2 separate regions of the Mus musculus genome follow, and region 2 is linked to region 1. The links are chromatin loops, found by intact Hi-C in ENCODE. Cell type or tissue: heart. All regions are shown on one strand. Links, peaks and the distances in the headings refer to the core of each region. The heading gives the core; the rest is flanking DNA.

Region 1 (6,131 bases), core at 2,132-6,131:
TGGAGTCCACCCAGCACCCCTGAGGGAATAACATTGGTTGAAATTGATGCCCATATTATGCAGTGCTAGCAAATATGCCAAATGAAATTTAATTGTCAAAAAGGAAAGAAAGAAAGAAAGAAAGAAAGAAAGAAAGAAAGAAAGAAAGAAAGAAAGAAAGGAAGGAAGGAAGGAAGAAAAGAGAGAGAGAGAGAAAAGAAAGAAAAGAAATTCAGAGAGAGTAAGTGTGGTGTGGCAGACAGCATGCCCTTGTCAGAGGTTGCTCAGTGTATGAGGTTGTTTGACACCAAGCTTGATGACTGAGTCCAGGCTCACATGTTAGAAAGAAAGAGCCAACTCCAGCTGGTGAGGAAGGAGTGTTCTCTTAATTCCACGTGTATGCTATAACACACATACAAAATAAATAAATGTAAATAGAGTAACATCGAACAGAATGGTCTTAGAAATCGGATGTGGACTCATTTGTGTCCTCTCCTCTATTTTTACATATTAGTATATTGTCGGTCCACATCTGCTCTGCCACAGGCACAGCCTCCTGGGGAGGCAGAATGCTGGGAGTTTGACTCTGCTTGCCCCACAATGCTGTCGGGGTGGGTGCTGGGCTGTTTGGAATCACTAAGTCACTGCTCTGGGGGTGGGAAAGCACAGTCTTGTGGGGAAGCTGGAGCTGGCTCAGGCGTCCCTGGGTCTGTGATGAGGCCAGGGCCATGGGGTTCTCAGACTCTTGGACATCCAGGAGCTGCTGGAAATCGCAGAAGATCAGAAAATGGAGTTGGGGACTCACTGGCTGGGGATGGGGGGGCAGTGTCTAGTGAGGGGGAGATAAGGGAAGTGGGGAGGGGAGCCCTGGCTTGTCCCCGTGGGTGATTGTACTTCGTTTAGCAGTGGCAGTCTTGGTGGAGATAGTGGCTAGGAGCGCAAAGAAACCTTCTATGGCGAGAATAAAGCTGCAGCTCTGTAGACAAAGGCCTTCCCCAGGTTCCTCATGGCAGATTTGACAAGAGACGGTCATGGTTCCAAACACTTTATTGCTTGTTCATGGTGGAAAATGGATGCATAATGTACCATAATGCATTTACCACTTTTCAGGGTAGGCCTGAGATTAAATACCTTTTGCAGAGAGGAATATCCAGGAAGGGAAGCTTATTGGCTAAGCCCTCAGGGCCTCTAGGTACCTCATTAGCATGGAGAACTCTGTTTGGAGCCTATGCGACCTTAGGACTCATTTCTTTTATGTGAGAAGCATGGCACATGCTCCAGCCCAGGAGTCTGACAGGGAGCAGGAAGTCGCCTAAATCTCAGGTGTGTCGCCCCCTCCCACCCCCAACCCGAGTCTCCAGGTTTCAGCCTGCTCTACTTTACCAAACTTCCTGGCATGATTTTACGTCCCACAATTTATGTCCCACGGCATATTAAAATTAATGTTTTGAAATCTAGCTCCTCGTATGACAATGTATGGAGATAGAGGCTTTAATGAGACAAGGTTACATAAAGTTGTTAGGATGGGTCCTAATCCAATATGGCTGCTATCCATGTTAGAAGAGAGCAAGACCTGGGAACCTTGCTGTTTTGAACACAACTAACCTATGACAGAGAGGTAGACATGTGAGTGGTGTCTTAAAAAAAAAGTTTATTGTTCTCACATAATGGGAGGATATGAAATTGGATACAATCCTAGCATGATGCAATGGATTTGAGAACAGTCAGGGTTACATGAGATTTTCAAATAAGCAAGAAAGAATGAAGACCAAAGAACAATAACAACAAAAGCCTTTAACCAGACCAAAGTCTTACACTGGGCTTTCTTCCTGATTAATCTCTAAGAGAGCAGCAGAAACATCCTTTGTGGCATCTCTGTGCAGATCAGCCCTAAGAACAGGGAAGTGATTGATACTTTCATTTATACCAGCAATAGGCAGAAGATAAACCCCTACTTTTTCTTAAGAGGATCTCTAACTGTGGAATTGTAAGCATATAAAAATGTAACATATGAGCAAACGGTAAATGTTCAAACCCCGCCCGCCCCCCCCCCCCCAGCTGACATGGTCAACTCTTCAGGTTATAACTTCCCACCCAATATCCCCTTATTCTCTTCCCTATCCGTACCACCTATTTCTCTCTCTCTCTTTTTTTTTTAAGATTTATTTATTTATTATATGTAAGTACATTGTAGCTGTCTTCAGACACACCAGAAGAGGGCATCAGATCTCATTACGGGTGGTTGTGAGCCACCATGTGGTTGCTGGGATTTGAACTTCGGACCTTCGGAAGAGCAGTCGGGTGCTCTTATCCACTGAGCCATCTCACCAGCCCCCCCCACCTATTTCTCTATTCGCCAAAATGTAGGCATCTCTATCAAGCCAAAAGACTTTCCTCCTCTCAGAAACTCCTTCTTCCCTTCACTCTCTTAGACAGTTCTTTTCAACTACCAGGCATCTCCACTGTAGGCACATTTGAGATATATTTCAAATGCCACACAACTCAAATGGAACTCATTCCATTTTCTTCCCTTTTCACATTCACAAATTCTACAACTTTCAGGAGCTGGGTTTCCTAGAACACTCAACAATTTATTCTTCTCACTATCTCTAATTTTTCCAAAATGGACAACAGTTGGCTCTTGGCTAAATTTCAGCCTCTCTCACCTTCCCACAGCTTGCTTTTTTCCCTAAGGCCTCCTTCCGCACTCTGTTCTATTGTCATTCTAAATACTTAAACACATCAATGCACATTTCAAAAAGCCCAGGTTTCCCCGGGAGGCCTACAAAAGTCTTTGAATGCTAATGTTCACACTTGCCCTTCATTATTTAGTCAACCTCTCTCAGAAGTGTAGTGTCTTCTGATGTGTGAAAATGCACTCCCAGTCTTTGCTTAAGCACCCTATCTTCTTTGAATATTCCCAGTTTATCTAAATTCTCTTAATAACAAAAGCTCTAAAATACCTTCTTGTGTGCTACTAAGGGAGTGGCAAGGAAGCTAACATTCCCTCGGTGTTTATGAGCACTATTTTACCTGGAGGAAATTGAAGCAGTTTGTTCAAGATCACAGTTAAACAGAAAGACTGCAATTCTCGCGCGTCCCAACCCGTGAGCCCAAGACTCAAGGCTTCAGACTGCAGCACACCGTTGGCAGTGCACCACGAATAACAGCCCGAGACCCTAGCATATCCTTGTAACAACAAATAGTTGATCCCTTCATGGGTCAGATTAGATGTTCTCAGATGTATCTGTTGCCTTATCAACTAAATGTTTTAGTTAACTAGGAAGCTGTCGAGGTAACTTAGAGGCTCTAGGTATATATATATATATTCATATCTCGAGCTGACGCACATTTCACTCTTCCTGTATTTCCATTTAGGCCATCTTGACTAATCAATTTGGTTGTTACAAAGTTGTGCCTCTTATCCTCATGGGAATGATTAGTACTGACATTACGGATACCGGTGAATGTAAGATAATGCGTTTGCTTTGCTTTCTCTCTTAAGTCTTCCATTTTTGGATGGGTCCCCTGAGTGTGGGGGCCGTATCCCGCCCTGGGATCTCCGGATTTTTGGATCGGAGGTGTACAGTCCTGCAAAGCCAGGATCCCTGCGGCTAAAGGCGCCCTTAGCGCAGAAGGCCCACTCGGTCAGGTCCAGCTCCCGCTCCGGCTCTCCGGTCGGGAAACGTGGGTGCGAGGCCTCTGCCCTGGGGCCTCCCGGAAGCGGGTTTCCTCGGCGGGAAGCACGTCCATCAAGCCGACGCGCCCCGGGAGAGGCCGCGTGGCGGGCGCACACCCTGGTGTGAAGTCTCGGGAACGTAGGCTGCATCCCCATTTCTTGCTCACGCCAGCGCGCAGCACGGCTAGCTATTGTTCGTGCGTTTTTGAGACCATGGAGTCTAGGCCTCAGGAGACTGCGAGGTGACCAACGACAACGAGGGCACAGGGCGAGCTGGCCTCGGCGAGCCTGCCCAACCCCGCCCTCCTCCGAGTAACGGCTCTGGAGGCCCCGCCCCCTCCCATATTAGCGCCCCCCAGGCTGTGCGTGGGGCGGAGCCCCGCGTGGATCTCGCGAGATCCGGGTTGGCGCCGTGACCTCCATGTGGGAGCTGCATCTCTATAAGTAAACAGTGCGCGCCGCCGAGCCATGGCTCCTTCCTATTTGTGAGGCGCGGGCTGCGCTCGCACCTCGGGCGGGTTCCGGTTTCCTTCCACCGAGGAGGGGCGGGCGGGCGGTCGCGCGGTCTAAGAGCGTCAGTCCTCGCCCGCACCCGCGTTCGCCGAGTCGCCGCCGCAGAGAACCGGATCCTCCCGGGGAGGCGGCGGGGACCGGGCGGGGCGCGGCGCGGCGGCCCGAGCGCAGGGCCAGACAAAGGGGCTTGGTCCCCTGTCCCCGTGCCGCCGCGATGTGGATCCAGGTCCGCACCATCGACGGCTCCCAGACGCGCACCATCGAGGACGTTTCTCGCAAAGCCACCATCGAGGAGCTGCGCGAGCGGGTCTGGGCGCTCTTCGATGTAAGGCCCGAGTGCCAGCGCCTGTTCTACCGGGGCAAGCAGGTGAGGCGCCCCGCGGGGAGCCCGGGCGCGAGCAGCCGGCGCCCCGGGACGAGGCTGGGTGTCCAGGGCTGCGCCCCGCTGTGCTCGGGATGGGCCGCTGGCGGGGCGCGGGATGCGGGGCCTGGAGCTCGGGCCTGCGGCTGCCCCCCCCCTCCCCCCAAGCGCGCCTAGCGGGTCGGAAGGTGCGGGACGCGGTGTTGTCGCTGGCAGCGGCCACGGACATAGCCTCCGAGGGTCCTGGGGGATCCTCTTCCCGCCTTTGGGGGGGGGGGGGATCGGAGCCTGGAAAGGCAACAGGCTCCGGCAGCCATGCCGGGGCGCGGGAGGGACGAGCTGGCTTTATTCGCAGCGCCGTCTCCGACTCCTCTAAGGACTTGCTTCTTTTCCGTGCCCCCGGCTCCTAGATGCGACGTGGAAAGGGAAGCACCTTATCCCTGTTTCCTCACTAGAAGGATTTGAACACTGAACATCGGAACGGTGGTAGAATGCGTGCCCCTCCTTCCTTGTCGTCAGTCTCAGACTGGGGATTTGTTCTGTAAAAGATCAGAGACCTCTAATTTAAGGAACGATGTTTGTAACCTGAAGTCGGGTTTAAGTCTGTTGAATATACGGACAGATTATTTCCCCATAAACTTTACCTCTCATCTTTGTGTGTCCCCTAAGTTCGGGCTTTCAACTCAAACCTTTCAGCATAATCAGCAGTAATTCAAAAAAAGCCAGAAAGTTGTGTTGGGCCACAAGGGTGCTTGTGGGCATCTCCGTTAATTTTAAGTAAGGCTCTGCCTGATGAGGCTAAGACGTTTCCTATCCAGTAAGTCTCAGAGTCTTATGATTAGACACCCAGACCCACATTGTTTTTCTTGCCTTTGTCTTTAGTCCACTAAAAAAGTTGGCATCCTGCAGTCAGTTGACCACAGTTTGGCTCCAGTCCTGAGTTTTGAATTAAGTGCAGTTCTCTCTGATTCGATGGAAGTAGCCTATAAGCCACAAAGGGTTTAGAAGGAATATTTTTGTTCCCTTTACAGATTTACAACTTCTCAGACTGGTCAAAATTTTCTAAGTAACAGATTATACAACCGGCAAGAAAAAGCCAGGGTTTTGGTAAAGTGTTTGGAAGGCCTCTGACAGAAAACCTGTAGCACTTTCTGCTCTTGTTGTATCCACTATATTGTTTCTTGAGTGTTTGACCAGTAAAGAGTTTACTTGTCTGGAAAGTTGGTTTTTAAACAGTCATACCTATTAAATACTTTGTAGCATTGTATTGCTGTGCCTCAAGTGGCTATTATCTTTTCCTTTTGGCTATCAGTGAAAGCTATACAAATAGTAATAATATTGTACATTGACTCCTAGAATAGTTGGGCGACTCCAATACAAGAAATAGAAATGAAAGATGACTTATGAAATAGACTTACACTAATAATCAGAAAATGGTTCCTGGTTGGGGGTAGAGAAACCCTAGTGGCCAACCCCTCCCCCCATTGTTAGTGATTCACTACTTCTCTCTCCACAGCCCAATAACCATTAAGGATAAAAAAGAGAATTCCAGTGCCAGCCTTTGACTTGAACACCAGAAAAGGAAAACCGTTGACTTTC
Region 2 (6,131 bases), core at 1,311-5,310, 930 kb before region 1:
GACACAGGCTGGAGTTATCACAGAGAAAGGAGTTTCAGTTGGGGAAATGCCTCCATGAGATCCAGCTGTAAGGCATTTTCTCAATTAGTGATCAAGAGGGGAGGTCCTCTTGTGGGTGGGGCCATCTCTGGGATGGTAGTCTTGGGTTCTATAAGAAAGCAAGCTGAGCAAGCCAGGGGAAGCATGCCAGTAAGTAACATCCCTCCATGGCCTCTGCATCAGCTCCTGCTTCCTGACCTGCTTGAGTTCCAGTCCTGACTTCCTTTGATGATGAACAGCAACATGGAAGTGTAAGCCGAATAAACCCTTTCCTCCCTAACTGCTTCTTGGTCATGATGTTTGTGCAGGAATAGAAACCCTAACTAAGACACACCCTCATTGAGTAGAAGGTCATTTACACAGAAGTGATGAAAGTCTATACAGAATCTGCCCAAACATAGTTTTGAGTAGTCATTGTAAGCACTTGAGGACATAGAAACTCATGGTTAAACTGGAGCACAATAGTTCCAGACTGAGTCGGATAAAACGAGCCCTGGGATCCCTGAAGACTAAGGAGGAAGGATGAGAAATGGCAGGAGGTGTGGTTTTTAAGAAGCTTTGTCTGTGTAGTAGGAAAAATTTATTTCTCCCAATGTCCTATGGCTTAGTCAAGTAGATTTTGGTCCTTATAAGTAGAGAAGTGTTACAGAAGCAATCACGGAGTGAGACACATTTCATTTACCATTTAGTTAGGCAGAAGGTCCTAGGAACAAATTAATAAATTGTACAGAATATAAACATAGGCGGCATTCTACAGAGCTGTGCTGTAAGCTTCTATTCACTTACAGTCCAACTTGTGAGCTATCTTGGTGTGAAGACAAAATAAGGTCCCATAGACAAGACTCTCAGTGTGGTACCTGCTGGCACTCACTCTGTAATATCATGCAAACATTTGTTGTGGGTTGCTAATTCGTTACTGCTCAGGGATGTGCAGTCGTAGCTATCTAAACTAAAACAGCAATGTCTGTACCACACTGAATGACTTTCAGTTACTTATTATTGTGTAACAAATCACCCAACCCCGTAGCTGGCACTAATTTGTGGCTATGCAATGTGGACAGGACTTGGTGAAACAGCTCATCTTTACCTCAGATGGCATTAGTGAAGGTGCTACCAAAGACCAGTCAGGGAGTCTAGGGGTGATGAGTGAAACTGTCTGCTGGCTTACTCGATACCCTGTCTGGCACTTGATTCTGGCTACTGGGCCAGTTAGCTCTCTTCTATGTGGCTTTTGCTGCATTCCAACTATGCTGAAGACGCTTCTCCCCTACCCCCGCATCCCCCAGAAGGTTTAGAAGTCTAAAAGAATAGCTTAGTAAATGGAGCTGTCATTGTGATTCTGCCATTTACTGTGTTGCTTACAACAAGCTCCCCCTCCCCCTTCTACATCTCAGTTCTCAGATTTTATAAGTCAGGACTTATTCTCAATTGCCCAGAAGACGCGGAGGCAAAAAATGAGAGTGGACATAATTTATTTGAGAGTTATTTCTAGCACGTATCAGAGAGAAGCTGGGAAGGGATACAGGGAAAGAAGCCAGGAGATGGTGCTTAACCAAGAGGATGCCACAGCCAGAAACTGGAGCTGAAAGGACACCCCAGAGTTACCTCCTGGATGTGCAAAGAGAGCCTGGGTATTTCCATGTCAGCCCAGGACAGTCATTGCCTGAAGACTAGGAGAATTGATACCTCAGTACTATTGGCCTGCAATTCCAGGTGGGTTTGAAAATCTAGAAGCAGAGGTGAGACGCTGATGGAATAAAACTCAGAAGGTCTCCATTGAAAGCAGTGAGCTCTGAACGGATGTGAGCATTCTTTATTGAATAATATCTTTTTTCTAAAGACTATTGAGTAATTAAACGAGATAGCATTAAAAAAGAAAATGAAAAATCCATTCCTGATGTGAAAGTACCCCTGGTGCTTTAGTATTCTTCACAACAACGTTTAGAGGAGAGCCTATGGGTCCTGGAGCTTTTCCAAAGAACGCTGCCTGTCAGATGCCGCTTAGCTGTGTAAAGGCAGTCTTAACAGAATGGCGTTGTGGTAAGTGGGTTAGCTGCCTCAGTGGATTTCAGGGCTGATCCGTAGACTCTTCTCTGATGGCCACTGATGCTCCTCGGGGTTTCCTTGGGACTCTCACTCGCTTAGGATGGCCCCCTTTTTTTTCTTTCTCCAGCTTCTACTCCATCCTTCACTGTGCTTTCTGGGACTTAAGGTCTGGGGTTACAGCCCGTGAATGGCTGGCTGTAAACCTAACACTAAGACCACTGCGTTCCTAAGTTGGTAGTCATTTGATTGTTTTTTTAATGGAGGCGTGAAACAGTACAATATTTAGAAAGGTTTTGTAGTGCAAGCTTGGATGACAGGACAGATGGAAAAGCAAGATCTCCACCCACCCATCCCCCGTGCATGCATGAGCATGTATGTCTTGAAGTTATTGCAACTGTCCATTTTGAGTCATGCGAGGTTACAGATATGTCTTGACACCAAACTCAAAGAATATGAACGAAGGGGCAGCTGAGAAAGGGACAAAGAGAGGCCCCTCATTACAAAATAAGCAGCGGTCTCTTGTCTAAAGGCTCGGGGTCCTAGTTCAGGCAGCCTCTGACAGCTTGGCAATTTCCCGGGAGTGAAAGATTGCAGGCTGCACCTCAGAGGATTTCGGCTCAGACCCAGACAAGGCGCCTACAACAGGGTAAGCGTGTCAATCCTGTTCTCTTCGGTGGCAGGAAAACGCGGGAGAGGCTAGCTAGCATCCTTGCCCGGGGCTGCCGTAGGTACGTTGCTAAGTACCACCAGCTGTGGGCACCCAGGCGGAGCCATTGCCTCCTTTATCGCATAGGCCGTGAAAGTCCGGCACAGACAGACAGACAGACCCCCAAGGCGTCTGGGCGCCGGGGTTTCCCCGCAGCACTAACTGGGTCCCTCCAGCCGCGCGCTGTTGCTGGGGCCCGGGCACCGCCCTCTTTCACTACCGGCCAATGGCAACGCGGCATGAGCACCGCCCAGCTACAGCGCAGACCAATGGCGACGCAGAGAGGGCAACACCCAGATCCCTCGTGGGCCAATGGTAGTGTGCCTCGGAGGCCGGGCCGCCCCAGCCAGGGGAGGAGGCGGGCGGGCGGCCGCTGGCTCCGCCCCGCTCCCCTCTGACCCGGTGTCTAGTCGCTCTGTCTTCCTGTTCTAAACCACGTGGACGCGTCGGGGGCTGCCTTGGTCCTGGTCGCGCTCCCGGGTCCCGGGTCCCGGGCCTCTGCGGACGGCGCGCACATGGCGACCCAGGCGCACTCACTCAGCTACGCGGGGTGTAACTTCTTGCGCCAGCGGCTGGTCCTGTCCACCCTGAGCGGGCGACCGGTCAAGATCCGCAGGATTCGCGCCAGGGACGACAACCCGGGCCTCCGAGGTGACTTGGGAGGGGGCGCGAGGAGGGAGGACCCGGGGTCGTAGCCCGGAGTGGCCACTGGGCGCGTGGGAGGGATGGTGGTCGGGCGACAGATCTGTCCGCGAGCTGCGCCACGCGTGGAAGGATGCCCTGTGGCTCCTGGGCACGGGTAGTAAACAGCTGCACGTTTTCCTGGCTAGCTTGTTGCTACGAATCGTAGGCATCGCCCACTCGCTTCCCTCTCTTGAGTCTCTTGCTTTCGCCATAAACCTCCCTGGAGAAAAACAAACAGTTTATTGGACCAACATCTAGTGATTGAGTGAGACATTAGAGAGAAAAGTACCACAGATTGGTTTCCCAATCTCATCCAAAGCAGGTCTCTGAAACCGCTGCCCCGCTTGGACACCAGTTTTTGTCGCCATTATTTATCTCCTCCCCCCCCCACCACACCCCCGCCCTATCTCTTCGGAAGTGTATTATAAAATTTTATTTTTAAACGATGCGCTTGTTTCTATTAGTCACCGATGTGCGCAGTAGCGAAGCTTTGTAATAGGGTTTTGTTTTGTTTTTCTTGAACCGGAGTCTCATGTTGCTCAGGTTGCCTTCAAACTATGTATGTAACTGAGGATGCCCTTCAAGTCCTGTTCCTTCTACCTCCCCACCTCCCGAGTGCTGGGATTACAGGTCTGCTCCTGAGCGCTCAACCAAGATAGTTTTTACGTCGTAGACGTAGTTGTCTTGGCTTAAGGAAAAGGAAGGCCAAACATTAAACTGCAGGCTTCAAAGGTCTTATTGATTTATCTGTCTCACAAAGGTAGATAGATAGGTTGAACCCATCATTTGAACCCGCGTCTTGTTAAATGGCTTTGGTTTGCAGCTGTTCCCCTAGAATTTAGGTGCGTGTTCAAAAGTGTCTCCAAGATCCCTTCTGATAAAGACAATTGAACCAATTAAAACCAAAAAGAGAAAAAAAAAAAAAACTATCAGTAGCCTGAAAGGGGGGGGGGGGTTGTAGTTCGTTCAGGAGACCTCCTGGGTCAGGCTGGTATGTTTATTTTTGCGAGGTTTTTTTTTTTTTTTTTCTTTTCTTACTAGAGGGCTAGATTATTTCATCATGTCTGAATTTTTTTTTAATAATTTCATTGCTACCACTGTAAACGTTTTGTGCATGGTGATGGAAATAGGTTAGGAAAGAAAAAAAAAACAGAAGGCTTGTTAAGGGAGTGAGTAAAGTCTGTCTTCCCTGTTGGAGAGAGCACTGGGCTTGGTGACACAGCCTTGTAATCCTAGCACTCTGTAGGCTGAGGCAGGAGGATCCCAAGTTCAAGGCCAGCTTGGGCCACACAGTGTGTCTCTGAGTTAGAGGTCAGCCTGGTCTACACTTGTGAGTTCTTTTTTTTTTTTTTTTGGTTTTGTTTTTTTGTTTTTTGTTTTTTTCTTTTTCGAGACAGGGTTTCTCTGTGTAGCCCTGGCTGTCCTGGAACTCACTTTGTAGACCAGGCTGGCCTCGAACTCAGAAATCCGCCTGCCTCTGCCTCCCGAGTGCTGGGATTAAAGGCGTGCGCCACCACCGGCTGGCTCACTTGTGAGTTCTAACCTAGCCAGAGCTGCATAGTCAGACCTTGTTTTGGGAAAAAAAAAAAACAAGACCGTTTAACAGAAACAAAACCTGAAAGCAAACAGTCAAAAACCTCAGAGTTTGAGGAGAGATGATGACTAAATTGGTTGTACTCCATTCTCTCAAATCTCTTACCCCCACTCCCTCTGCACCCCCAGTTTTAAATCTGGTCCTTGGGAGAGGTTATTGCTTGGGCTGCTGTGTTGTGTTTCCAACCCCAGATTAGCCTAGAGACCTTGCTTCTACTGTGACCACTGGGCACAAGGTTTTACTTTAATTAATTAATTAATTAGTTAATTAATTAATTAATTAATTAATTAATTAAGATTGCAAGTGCTTTAGCATGGAGACTTGGGCTTTCTTTCACAAATATGTTACCCATAAGATAGAATTCAGAGTTGACTTGATAGGTGCCTTCTAATACAGTATTTCAATGTTTCTAGGAACTCACATGTGGGTTCCTTTTTCTTTCAAAAGCAGGATCTTGCCCTTGGCATTTTTCTGAAAAGCTAGGGATTCCGGTACCTGGGGAGGCAGTACTAGCTGGGATTCTATGGGGTGCCACTGTAGAACATAGTTTGCTTTGCTCCATGTCTTAGGGTTCTGTTGGTGTGGAAAAACAGTCTGACCCTAGTCCATCTGGGGAGGGAAGGGTTTATTTCAATTTATAGTTGTAGTTGCTCAGGAAGGGAAATCAGGGTAGGAAGCTGCTGCTTATGGTCTTGCCCTTTTTGCTTTCTTATATTCTGCAGATCTACCTGCCCAGGGGGACATCATTCCATGGGCTTGCCCATACATAGGCCAATGTAATGTGTGTGTTTTCTGAATTGGAATTTCCTCTCCTCAGCTGACTCTGGTTTGTGTCAAGTTAACAGCAAAACCCAACTAACACACCTTCTCAAGGTACTAATGTCACAGAGACTGACACTTGAGGTTTTAGGGTCCACTGTTCGGTTACTTTCAGAGGGACCTCGATTCACATCTCAACTTTTAATTGGTAGACTTAACGTGCCCGAAAATACATACATAAGTTAAGTATGCAAAATATGCACATATACAGAAACACATGAATGTGGATTTGGGTTCATAGTT

Evidence for each region. Peaks named below come from ENCODE experiments on the same cell type or tissue, not always from the same donor. Only the 100,000 strongest peaks of a DNase experiment are listed, where the experiment ranks them.
Region 2: it touches region 1 in a loop (4-fold over the local background); 1 of 42 quality-filtered maps calls a loop at or near these places.

Annotation. Positions count from the first base shown.
Region 1 is chr19:30,026,394-30,032,524 of GRCm38, forward strand. It overlaps Uhrf2 (ubiquitin-like, containing PHD and RING finger domains 2), which reads left to right and starts at 4,120. Exons shown (of 16, transcript NM_144873.2): 1 at 4,120-4,538. The coding sequence starts at 4,386. In heart, for the core only: a CTCF peak has its summit at 3,947; a DNase peak (open chromatin) is centred at 4,048; H3K4me3 peaks cover 2,874 bases; H3K27ac peaks cover 2,857 bases.
Region 2 is chr19:29,098,199-29,104,329 of GRCm38, forward strand. It overlaps Rcl1 (RNA terminal phosphate cyclase-like 1), which reads left to right and starts at 3,177. Exons shown (of 9, transcript NM_021525.2): 1 at 3,177-3,442. The coding sequence starts at 3,307. In heart, for the core only: no CTCF peak of the experiment used is centred there; a DNase peak (open chromatin) is centred at 3,053; H3K4me3 peaks cover 2,498 bases; H3K27ac peaks cover 2,236 bases.